Regions from separate parts of the Homo sapiens genome. Here region 1 is linked to region 2. A link is an interaction called in ENCODE POLR2A ChIA-PET data of the cell type or tissue named here. Cell type or tissue: endothelial cell of umbilical vein. All regions are shown on one strand. Each heading gives the region's core, and the rest is flanking DNA. Links, peaks and the distances in the headings are about the cores only.

What was found. Peaks named below come from ENCODE experiments on the same cell type or tissue, not always from the same donor. Only the 100,000 strongest peaks of a DNase experiment are listed, where the experiment ranks them.
Region 1: POLR2A ChIA-PET joins it to region 2 with 7 read pairs; 1 of 35 experiments calls an interaction of 5 or more read pairs at or near these places.

What each region holds. Positions count from the first base shown.
Region 1 is chr3:193,611,536-193,616,918 of GRCh38, forward strand. OPA1 (OPA1 mitochondrial dynamin like GTPase) reads left to right here. Exons shown (of 31, transcript NM_130837.3): 2 at 3,188-3,506; 3 at 4,139-4,235. Among named protein-coding and RNA genes, the nearest start is that of OPA1-AS1, 13 kb to the right of the region's middle. In endothelial cell of umbilical vein, for the core only: no CTCF peak of the experiment used is centred there; a DNase peak (open chromatin) is centred at 3,096.
Region 2 is chr3:192,848,987-192,854,369 of GRCh38, forward strand. All of the region lies in intron 1 of MB21D2 (Mab-21 domain containing 2), which reads right to left. Among named protein-coding and RNA genes, the nearest start is that of MB21D2, 66 kb to the right of the region's middle. RefSeq lists enhancers at 2,047-2,096, 2,127-2,176. In endothelial cell of umbilical vein, for the core only: no CTCF peak of the experiment used is centred there; DNase peaks (open chromatin) are centred at 1,915 and 3,045; H3K27ac peaks cover 716 bases.

The sequences.
Region 1 (5,383 bases), core at 319-5,318, 760 kb after region 2:
GCAGTGAGCCGAGATTGCGCCACTACACTCTAGCCTGGGTGACAGAGCAAGACTCCACCTCAAAAAAAAAAAAAAAAAAAAAAAAAGTTCAGCTAAGGCCACCAATTCAGTCACATCTCTAACTTCCCATTGCAACTTATGTTTTTTAGTTAAACTGCTAAGTTCAGGATGGAGTCCATTTATAAGTAAAGCAGTTAATGCTGTTTCAGCCCCTGCAGGGAATACTCCTTGCTGTACTTTGAGCCCAGGATGTTTCACAAATATTTCTAAGCGACTTCTGTAATCTGAAACTGGTTCATCTTTTCTTTTCTTTTTTTTTTGCTTACAAGATTGTATGATGGACCAATTTTTTGTGGAAAAATTTTAGGAACTGAATGTTAAAAGGTTTTCAGCGATTTTTCTAGCTATTTTTGGTCCTTCTTGTGAGGAGCTCTTAGAGGGCCCTTTAAAATGTCCTCCTCAGGTTTGTCCCATTCTGCTGCTGCCATCCATTTCTGAGCTTCACCAGCCCCCAGTATCATATGAATAAATTGGTAAATTCATGAAGTCCTGGATCGTAAGCTCCTATTAGGATTCTAAATTCCTCAGTAAATTTTTGAGACTTTTCCCTTGGACCAGGGAAGTCCTTCACAATGGGGCTAAGCTCAGTTTTAGACCATGGAGTGAAAGTAGTTACAGCAGGCAGGCCTGGCTGATATAAGGTCTCACTTTGTAAGACATCTGTCTAACTTCCTTTTTTTTTTTTTTTTTTTTTTAAATCATCTTCAGGGTGAAAGTGTAATTTAACAAAAAGTTTAGTGGACTCAGAGTATGTAGGTAGAGATGGACAAAGAAGGAACAGTCCGAGTTAGATCAGTCAAAGTACAGTCCTCTTTCTTCATGTCCTTGGTCTGTTGCTTAAGCTTTTCATTTGGTTTTTGCAAAGAATCTTTTAAGGAGGCACTTTTTGATTCACTTAGTCTTTTGGAGGCCTTTGCGTATCCATGAGACAATACATCCCACTGTATTTGTGGGGGCTTTGATCCCCTTTTTCTAATATGCCTTGCAAACAATTTTATCCAAATTAAAACTTCTCCATTGTGGCCATTTTAATTCTAAGTTTTCTTTAGTGAGGTTAACCCATTTTACTGAAAATGCACATGTTCTGGGCCCATAATTTTTATACGTAAAATTAGCTGGAGTCCCTGAAGATGGAGTCCCAGACTCCTTGGATTGAGATGATCCCATTATTAAATAAGGTACTTATCAGAGGTCTGAGGCCTCTAACTGAATCCAATCCAGTTAATTATCAAATCCAATTTGATCTTGGATCCAGTCCAGGCTAAGTATTGCTTGAGTAAACTCGGAGAGCTCAAAACACAAGTTAGTGGAGCTCGGAATCTGAGAGAAAACTCACCCATGACCTCCAGTTACAATCAAGAGACCAGTGAGAGCAACGGCCTCAGTGGGTACCTCACCAGGTCACCTGGTGTTCCAGGGGGTTGCCAGAGTTTTTCTTCAAATCCCACTTCTGACACCAGATCTGTTAAAAGAAAACTTCAGACAAGTTAAATTTGATGGAGTTTAATTAAGCAAGGAAAATAAACACTTTGCAAATCAGGCAGCCTCCAGAATTGAATGCAGTTTGAACACTTAGCAGTCTATTAGTGCTTGAAGTATGGCCACTGGGATTGGCCAACACTCAGCTATTATTACAGATGCATACTACTCAGGTTTTCCATTTTGTCTGCCTATTGTGCTAGGTTATGGTTTGTCCACAAGAACACAAATATAGAAGTATGGAGTCCTTCTCAGGCCATATTTAGTTTGCTTTAACAATACTTAAAAAAAAAATTTGTAAAATAAGGATACTTAACCTTACTCGGTGTTTCTGAGAGTTAACATTTATATAGTTATGCTGTAGTGAAAACAGCTAGCGTAATGTCTGGTATGTATAGGAACACAAGAGATACCGCTTTTCCCATATCCCCATACCATTCTTCACAGCATTGCTCCTGTCTTCCTTGATTCCTCCTCCTCCTTCTTTGTTTTTTTTTTGTTTGTTTGTTTGTTTTTTTTTGGAGGTGGAGTCTCACTCTGTTGCCCAGGCTGGAGTGCAGTGGTGTGATCTCAGCTTACTGCAACCTCTGCCTCCTGGGTTCAAGTGATTCTCCTGCCTCAGCCTCCTGAATAGCTGGGATTACAGGCACACACCAACACACTCAGCTAATTTTTGTATTTTTAGTAGGGATGGGGTTTCACCATGTTGGCCAGGCTGGTCTTGAACTCCTGACCTCAGGTGATTCACCCACCTCAGCCTCCCAAAGTGCTGGGATTACAGGTGTGAGCCACCACACCCTGCCTCCTTCTTAAGAAGTTTCCAGTCCCTTGTAATTAAAGGAATTAATATTTTTTAACTACTTAGAATCAGACTGGCCCTGATTATTAGTAAGCAACTAATAGTAAGCAAGCAACTATGTATGCAACTATGAGTGTATGTTAAGATATGGTTGTTGGTAACCTTTCATTCTCTTCAGGAAGAAGAAGAGGGTGGAGCTCTACAGTCAATGTGTACATTTAAATTCTGTTCCCTTTCGAGCTTTTTTGCTACTTTCATTCTTCTGGGGATCCAGGTGCTTGAGTTGGGATTGATTAACTTCCTTAATTTCCACCCCTGTGCTGTCAGGATCGGGAGACATAGATGAAGGTGTTCTAAACTGCTAGAAATTTTGTTTTTGAAAGCAAAAGTTTGCATGCATTTTTGTTTTCAACTTTTACTTACAGTGAATAGTAGTTAATAAAATAAGTCCCTGCCTTTTCTCTCTTTGGTTTCAATTCCTGAGACCAGGATCATAGCCCACATATTAGAGTGGAGTCCCACTGCTTTGGTTTGAATCATGCCTTTGTTTCTTATGTCAGTGTGACTTTGGGCAAGTTATTTAAGTCTTTGCACCACATTTTCCTCATCTGTAAAATGAGGATAATACTAGTACTTTCTACATGGGATTGTTAGCAGGATTAAATGAGATAGCACATACTGTAACCATGTCTGGCACATAGTCAATGGTTAGTAAATGTGAACTATTGTGTGACATTGTGGTTAGTCACGTATGGGGCTGTGTTTCCTTTAGTATATTGCTCTTTTAATGTCATTTCCTTTGTACTGTTACCCTCTCTGATCTTTCTTCCATATTCATTTTTCTTTCAGTGAGGTCTGCCAGTCTTTAGTGAAACACAGCTCTGGAATAAAAGGAAGTTTACCACTACAAAAACTACATCTGGTTTCACGAAGCATTTATCATTCACATCATCCTACCTTAAAGCTTCAACGACCCCAATTAAGGACATCCTTTCAGCAGTTCTCTTCTCTGACAAACCTTCCTTTACGTAAACTGAAATTCTCTCCAATTAAATATGGCTACCAGCCTCGCAGGAATTTTTGGCCAGCAAGATTAGCTACGAGACTCTTAAAACTTCGCTATCTCATACTAGGATCGGCTGTTGGGGGTGGCTACACAGCCAAAAAGGTGAACTTGACATTCCTCCTGGTTTTCCAATTATTATATCATGATTAAGTTTCTATAGCATAAATCATTTTTGTGTAGTGGAATACAATTGGATGTTTAAACATTTATTTTGTGTCTCTACCATGGACTAGATTGTTTTAATGATGCTAATAGGAAGATGCCTTTAGAATCTTAGTTATAATTACAGGAAATTAAAATGGCCTAGTGGAAGGAGCACAGGGCTGGGAATAGGAACACCTAGGTTTGATTTTGAGCTTAGACATTTAGTAGCACAGATGTGAAAGTCAGGTGGCATTCTCACACAAGCACTTCTTGGCAGGTCTGGGACCAGAGGCAAGGCGTCCTGTCTCCCAGTCTGTCTTCCTTCTACCCCACAGTAATATTTAGGGCAAAATTATGAAACCTGTTTGAAATAGGAGTATATTCTGAATTTTTACATTTTCCATATTTAACAGAGGAGTGTTAACTTGTTTTATATGCTTGTTTGCTGAGACCACTTAATTTTGTTTCTTAAAAGTTTTGAACATAATACATTATTCTTAGTAGATTAATGTGTTTTAATTAAATAATTTTTCTTTACATGTTTATTTGGCATGCAGAGCATCTGATTGACACACTTTCTTGTCTTTTAGACTTTTGATCAGTGGAAAGATATGATACCGGACCTTAGTGAATATAAATGGATTGTGCCTGACATTGTGTGGGAAATTGATGAGTATATCGATTTTGGTTTGTATCATGAACATTAAAATACTTTTTTTGGTCATCTCGAGGAAAGAGAAATAGTTTATTGAGATAGTTTCTTAACTTATGAACCTAATATATCACGGTTTTATTTTAATGATATAAGTAATAGAATATCAATGAAAAAATCTGTATAAAAGAAATACCCAGTAGCCCATAATTTTACCACAGCTGCCACTAACTGTTTGGAGCATTTTCTTTTAATTATACTTACTATATGTGGTTAGTATCTTTTTAACTTATCGATTGAGACAGGATCTTGCTCTGTCACTCAGGCTGAAGTGCGGTCTTGGAATCATAACTCACTGCAGCCCTGAACTGGCTAAAGTAGTCCTTCCGACTCTGCCTCCCAAGTAGCCGGGACTACATGTGTGTGCCACCATGCCCGACTGATTTTTTAATTTCTTGTAGAGATGAAGTCTCACTATGTTGCCCAGGCTAGTCTCAAATTCCTTAGCTCAAACCTCTCACCTCAGCCTCTCAAAGCACTGAGATTACAAGTGTGAGCCACTATGCCTGGCTTGAGTTTTTTTCTTTTAATTTTTTTCTTTTCATGAATACTACCACAGAATAGTATTTTAGTTCCCTTTTTAAAAATTATGTAATCATGGTGAATATTCACTTTGGTATTTTGTCTTTTGCTACCTAACATATTTTGTCAGCATTTCCATGCTGCCAAGTAGCCTTTCTATTAATAATATCATTTTCTGCATTATGTAATGTTGCCCAGAGCATATTTATTGTGACCCACCTAGCTAGCTCCTTTTGATTGGATACCTTGGTTATCTCTACCTTTTGTAGCCAAGTTCTTTAAAAGTCTGTTAGTATCCAGGGTAATTTCTTTTCTTAGTTGGCCACTGCCCTCCCTTTTTCAATAGGTGGATGAGAAAAAAGTATATTGGATCGCTATGATTGCCAGTAATTCATGGTGATCTTTAAGAAATATATTTTCATCAAATTTTTTTAAAACCTTTGTCAGATTTCTTAGTTTAGGTGTATGTGGAGGTGGAATTAATCTATACTTGCACTTATTCACAGAATTTATAAAGATAAAACTGTTCTATGTTGACGAATCCATTTGCAAAAAAAGCACACTTTCAAATTGTTCTTCTAATATTAATGAGGAGAGCTTT
Region 2 (5,383 bases), core at 286-5,285:
CCACAGGAACTTTTTATTTCTTGGGCTCATCTGTCTATTCTAATTGTGCTTAACATATCACAGATTCAGTTTTGTTATGAGATTCTCAATGGGGCAGCCCCCTGCTCAGTCCTGAAATGGCTGGCATTCCACTATGAGGACAAACCACGATCCTCTGGCCACTGGAGTGACAAGCTGGCTTCCCACCACTCCGTGCTCCCATGCTCACACTTGCCTCCCAGCCTGTTACTCGAACCTTCCGAATTCTGTACTGTGAGACTCTTCCTCCAAAGCTCTCATGGCTAATTCGTTAACCATCTTCAAGTGCAAGTTTTTCACGTCTCTTTTTTTGGGGGGGGGGCGGGGGGTGGGGGTGGAGTCTCGCTCTGTTGCCCAGGCTGGCGTGCAGTGGCGCGATCTCGGCTCACTGCAACCTCCGCCTCCCGGGTTCAAGCGATTCTCCTGCCTCAGCTTCCTGAGTAGCTGGGATTACAGGCATGTGCCACCACGCCCAGCTAATTTTTGTATTTTTAGTAGAGACAGGGTTTCACCATGTTGGTCAGGCTGGTCTTGAACTCCTGACTTCGTGATCTACCTGCCTCGGCCTCCCAGAGTGCTGGAATTACTGGCGTGAGACACCACACTCGGCTGTCACCGTCTTACTTTATTTAATATTTCAACCACTTTATATCCCTTTTTACTTTGCTCTACTTCAACCTTTTTTCATGACACTTATTCTATTAAATAAAAAAAACTATATTTATTTATGTCTATTGCTTATTATTCTGTTTGCCCTGGCAGAATAGTATAAAGACAGCAAAAGTCCTTTTCTATATTATATATTGCTCACTCATATGTCCCAAGGACCTAGAACAACTCCTGGCACAGAAGAGCCTCATAAATGTTTGCTGAGTGAATAAACTGTCAGAGACAGAAACATGTCATATAAAAATTTTCTTTTTTTTTTTTTTTCGAGACAGTCTCACTCTGTCACCCAGGCCGGAGTGCAGTGGTGCGATCTTGGCTCACGGCAACCTTTGCCTGCTGGATTCAAGCAATTCTCCTGCCTCAGCTTCCTGAGTAGCTGGGACTACTGGCGCGTGCCACCACACCAGGCTAATTTTTTGCATTTTCAGTAGAGAGGGGGTTTCACCATGTTGGCCAGGCTGGTCTTGAACTCCTGACCTTATGATCCACCCGCCTCGGCCTCCCAAAGTGCCAGGATTACAGGCATGAGCCACCGCGCCCGGCCCATAGAACAATTTTCTGGGGTTCCACTAAGAAAAGACTAAGCTGGGACTTCTGATCTCCCAGGAGACAGACTCTACACTGAAGGAAAGAACCTGGGTGATAGCTCCTAGTAGAATCTAGACAGCAAGCTCCAGCAGAGTAACAGAGATGTGGACAGACTGTATACCTCTCAAGGCAGGCCACTGCACGGTCTCTGCAACTTGAGGTTCGAGGCTCTCAACTCTAGTACCCACCCACCATATCTCTCCTTCATTCCGTCATTCATCGCATGTGTGGTGAGCCGGGCAGCATGGTTAGACTTGCTTGTACTTCTCCACATTCCACAGAAAAGAGGTGCCTGCTATCAAGTCCCTGCCTGCACAGGCCAGGCCCCACCCAGATACACATACACGTCTGAAAACCTTTGGCCTCAGGCTCAGCCCTGCACGCTGCCGAATCAGCCCTGAGCAAACCTGTCAGTGGACTGGGAGCCCCGTCCCGTCTCCCTGCGGCCTAGATCCCCTGTGATGCCTCAAATCCACTGCGCACCATAATCCGAAGGGCAGTACAAATGACAAAGTACAGCACACTGTAACAGACACCCACGCCACAGGCCACCCCCAACTCTGAGCTACTGAACTCCACAGTCATTTAAGACCTTTGTAACTTCCTCCCACGTTTACACTCATTTTTAAATATGTCTTCTATCCTGTGACTCACAGTGTGTGGCGGGAAGAGTAAGGTTAAGAGCACAGACTCTGCAGTTAAACCAAGCTTGCTCTGCTACTTATTGTTAGCTGTGTTACCTATCTATGCCTTCTTCTTTACTGGCAATATGGCAATAGTAATTGCACCTATGAAGTAATTATGAAGACGAATGAATTTAAAAGGTAAAGCTCATGGAACAATGAACATAGAACACACTCAAGATATGGCTCCTATAAACAAAATGAGGTATAGCCACACCATAGAATAGAATTAAGCTATAAAAAGAAATGAAGTATTGTTACACGGATAACCTTAAAAACATTATGCTAAGTCAAAAAAGCCAGACACAAAAGGCCACCTATTATGCAATTCCATTTATATGAAATGTCCAGAATAGGCAAATCCATAGATTCAGAAAGGAGATTTGTGTCTGCCAAGGGCTGTTGGGGAGTGGGGAGTAGAAGGTGACTGCTAATGAGTATGGGGTTTCTTCTGGGGGCAATAAAAATATTCCAAAATTAGAGAGTGATCAATGTGAATTTTGTACATATAGTAAAACCACTAAATTGTACACTTTTTTTTTGTCTGTTTTTTTTTTTTTTTTTTTTGGAGATGGAGTCTCACTCTGTTGCCCAGGCTGGAGTGCAGTGCCACGATCTTGGCTCACTGAAACCTCCGTCTCCCGGATTCAAGCGATTCTCCTGCCTCAGCCTCCAGAGTAGATGGGATTAAGGGCATGCACCGCCATATCCCGCTAATTTTTGTATTTTTTTTTTAGTAAAGACAGGGTTTTGCCATGTTTGCCAGGCTGGTCTTGAACTCCTGACCTCAAGTGATCCCCCTGACTCGGCCTCCCAAAGTGCTGGGATCACAGGCGTAAGCCAGCATGCCTGGCCGATTTTTAAAAGGTTATTATTATTTATCTTCCTCTTCTTTGAGCTACTCCAAGACAGTGCCCAAGTCTTACTGCTGTATCCTCTAAAGTATCCAACACAAAGCAAGACATGCTGTCAAATAAACTAAGTAACCATGACAAATGTGGAGCCAAAATTTTCTAGGAAACATCAACAAAGACTAGAACAACTGGGCAGCTTCGAGGAATGATTGGCAAACTTGGGCAAAGTTTTATCCCCCAGGCATCTGGAGTCGTGCCAGTGTACACTGACTCACTGTGGCTGAGGGTCAAGGGCAGGTTCTGCCAACAGGGGAAATGATCAGAAAGCAGAACTGAGACAGACCAGTTCAGGGAGAGAAAATATGGGGCGAGATGCCTCCTTCATCCTTTCACCAGGATTCACACTCAGAGACACCACTCAGCATGCACAGCACCCATTTCCAAAATGCAGACCTATTTGTATGGTCACTCTTCAATCGATGTAATTGCTACAAAAGCTAATAAACTGGAAAGACAGGTTGTGAGGCGAAAGAAAGCCATAGGAAGCAAATAGCCCTTATTTCAAAGCAGCAGGTTTTTGTTTGCTTTGTTTTTTGCTTGAACTGACAGTCAGTAAAGTATTCTTAAATATATTCTAGCACTCAGCTGAACCACCTTGCAACCTGCTTCATATACAGGTTCTAGAGGTCATTTTGTAGCAGGACATTTTAAACGGGGGAAAAACAGAAGGAGAAATAAGCAATTGCCTCAAACAAGGAAAACAGTCTCTTTACTTCATAGTGAAAAGAAAAAACAGACTAAGTTTCTTGCATCCTTTTGAATCCAAAAGCAATAAATACAGGAAATGTTAAATAATGAGAGCAAAATAAAAACCAATGTCCATTTGTTAGTATGGCTAACATAATTGAGAGGTGGATGACTGCCAGAAGCAGGTGAAGGTCAGTTGACTGGCAAATCCTCCAATTTTGCCCTAGAACTTTCAGAATGAGCTCCCCACCACTGACCCCCACTTCCAGTCACTTTAACCAAGATGCCCATCATCCTCTGTCTGTAGCATTCTCACTGCATTTCCAAATTACTCCAGGTTTTCCTGTTCCTACTTTTATGACCATCTGAAATCCAGATTCTTAAAAGTGCTTTTTAAAATATCCCATCATCTTTCATTTCTGTTAGCTACTTTTCTTTCTCCTTATCACTGCCCTAAATCCAGTTTTCAGTTATCTCTCTCTGTCTCTCTCTCTCTCTCTCTCTCTCTCTGAGACCATTTTCATTGCTTTTTACCTGGTTTATATTCAGTATATTGACTTTCTGATCCATCTTCCATATAGTCCCAGCATTATAAATGGACAAATGAATGAATGAGGCCTAGACTCCTTAACCTGGTCTTTGAGACCAACCACACCCACCAACCACATCACCCCTCGAAGGTCTTCTCCCACTTCTGGACACTCACTCCACATCTCCACACCAACCAACCGCCATTCCATCCCGTGTTGACCCTGTCAGAATTTAACACTCCTTTCTTTAGGAGGCACTTCCGTGACAAATGGTTTTTCACACTAAGGTAGCATTTAATAGAAGGTAACTTTTATCACTGGACACCTATGCAGTTTCAGCTCACCACAGATTTAACCATGTCTTATCTATAATGCCTTACTGTGCCCCTAAGTACCTAAGTAACAAAATAGGGGTTGCAACAGCAGCAGTGGTGTTCCCACCTGAGTGTCACTCAATGCATGCACGCTGAATATGCAAATGAATCAATGACCCAAACAGAAAAATAGCTGAAAATATTTATTTTGCACTACGCTAAATGTTCCACATACATTTCTGGTGTTTTTGGTGTTTTGTTTTTTTTTTTATTCTCAAAAGACTTACAAGTACAGGCGCACCTTGTTTGATGGTGCATTGCTTTACTGTGCTTCTCAGATAGTTGTGTTTTTTACAAATTGAAGGTCTGTGGCAATCCTGCATCGAGCAAGTGAGCACCACTTTTCCAACTGCAGGGTTCACATGCGTCTCTGTGTCACATTATGGTAATTCTCTTAATCTTTCAAACGTTTTCATTGTTATTATATGTTATGGTGATCTGTGATCTTTGATGTTACTATTGTAATTGTCTTGGGGCACCATGAATCACACTCATAGTGTGTTCTGACTGCTCCACAACCAGCTGTTACCCCAGCTCTCTCCCTCCCCATGGGCTTCCCTATTCCTTGGGACATAACAACTTTGAAGTTAGGCCAGTGCATAATCCTACAGTGGCCTCTAAGTGTTCAAGTGAATGGAAGAGACACATGTCCTTCACCCTAAGTCGAAAGACAGAAATGGTTAAGCTTAGTGAGGAGAGCATGTCAAAAGCTGAGATGGGCTGAAAGGCAGGCCCCTTGTGCCTAACAGTTCGCCTAGCTGTGGATGCAAAGGAAAAGTTCTTGAAGGAAATTAAAAGTGCTACCCCAGTGAACACATGAATGATAGGAAAGTTAAACAGCATTGTTGTTAATATGGGGAAAGATTTGGTGGTCTAGATAGAATACCAAAAGCCAATGTCCAATCCAGAGCATGGCCCTA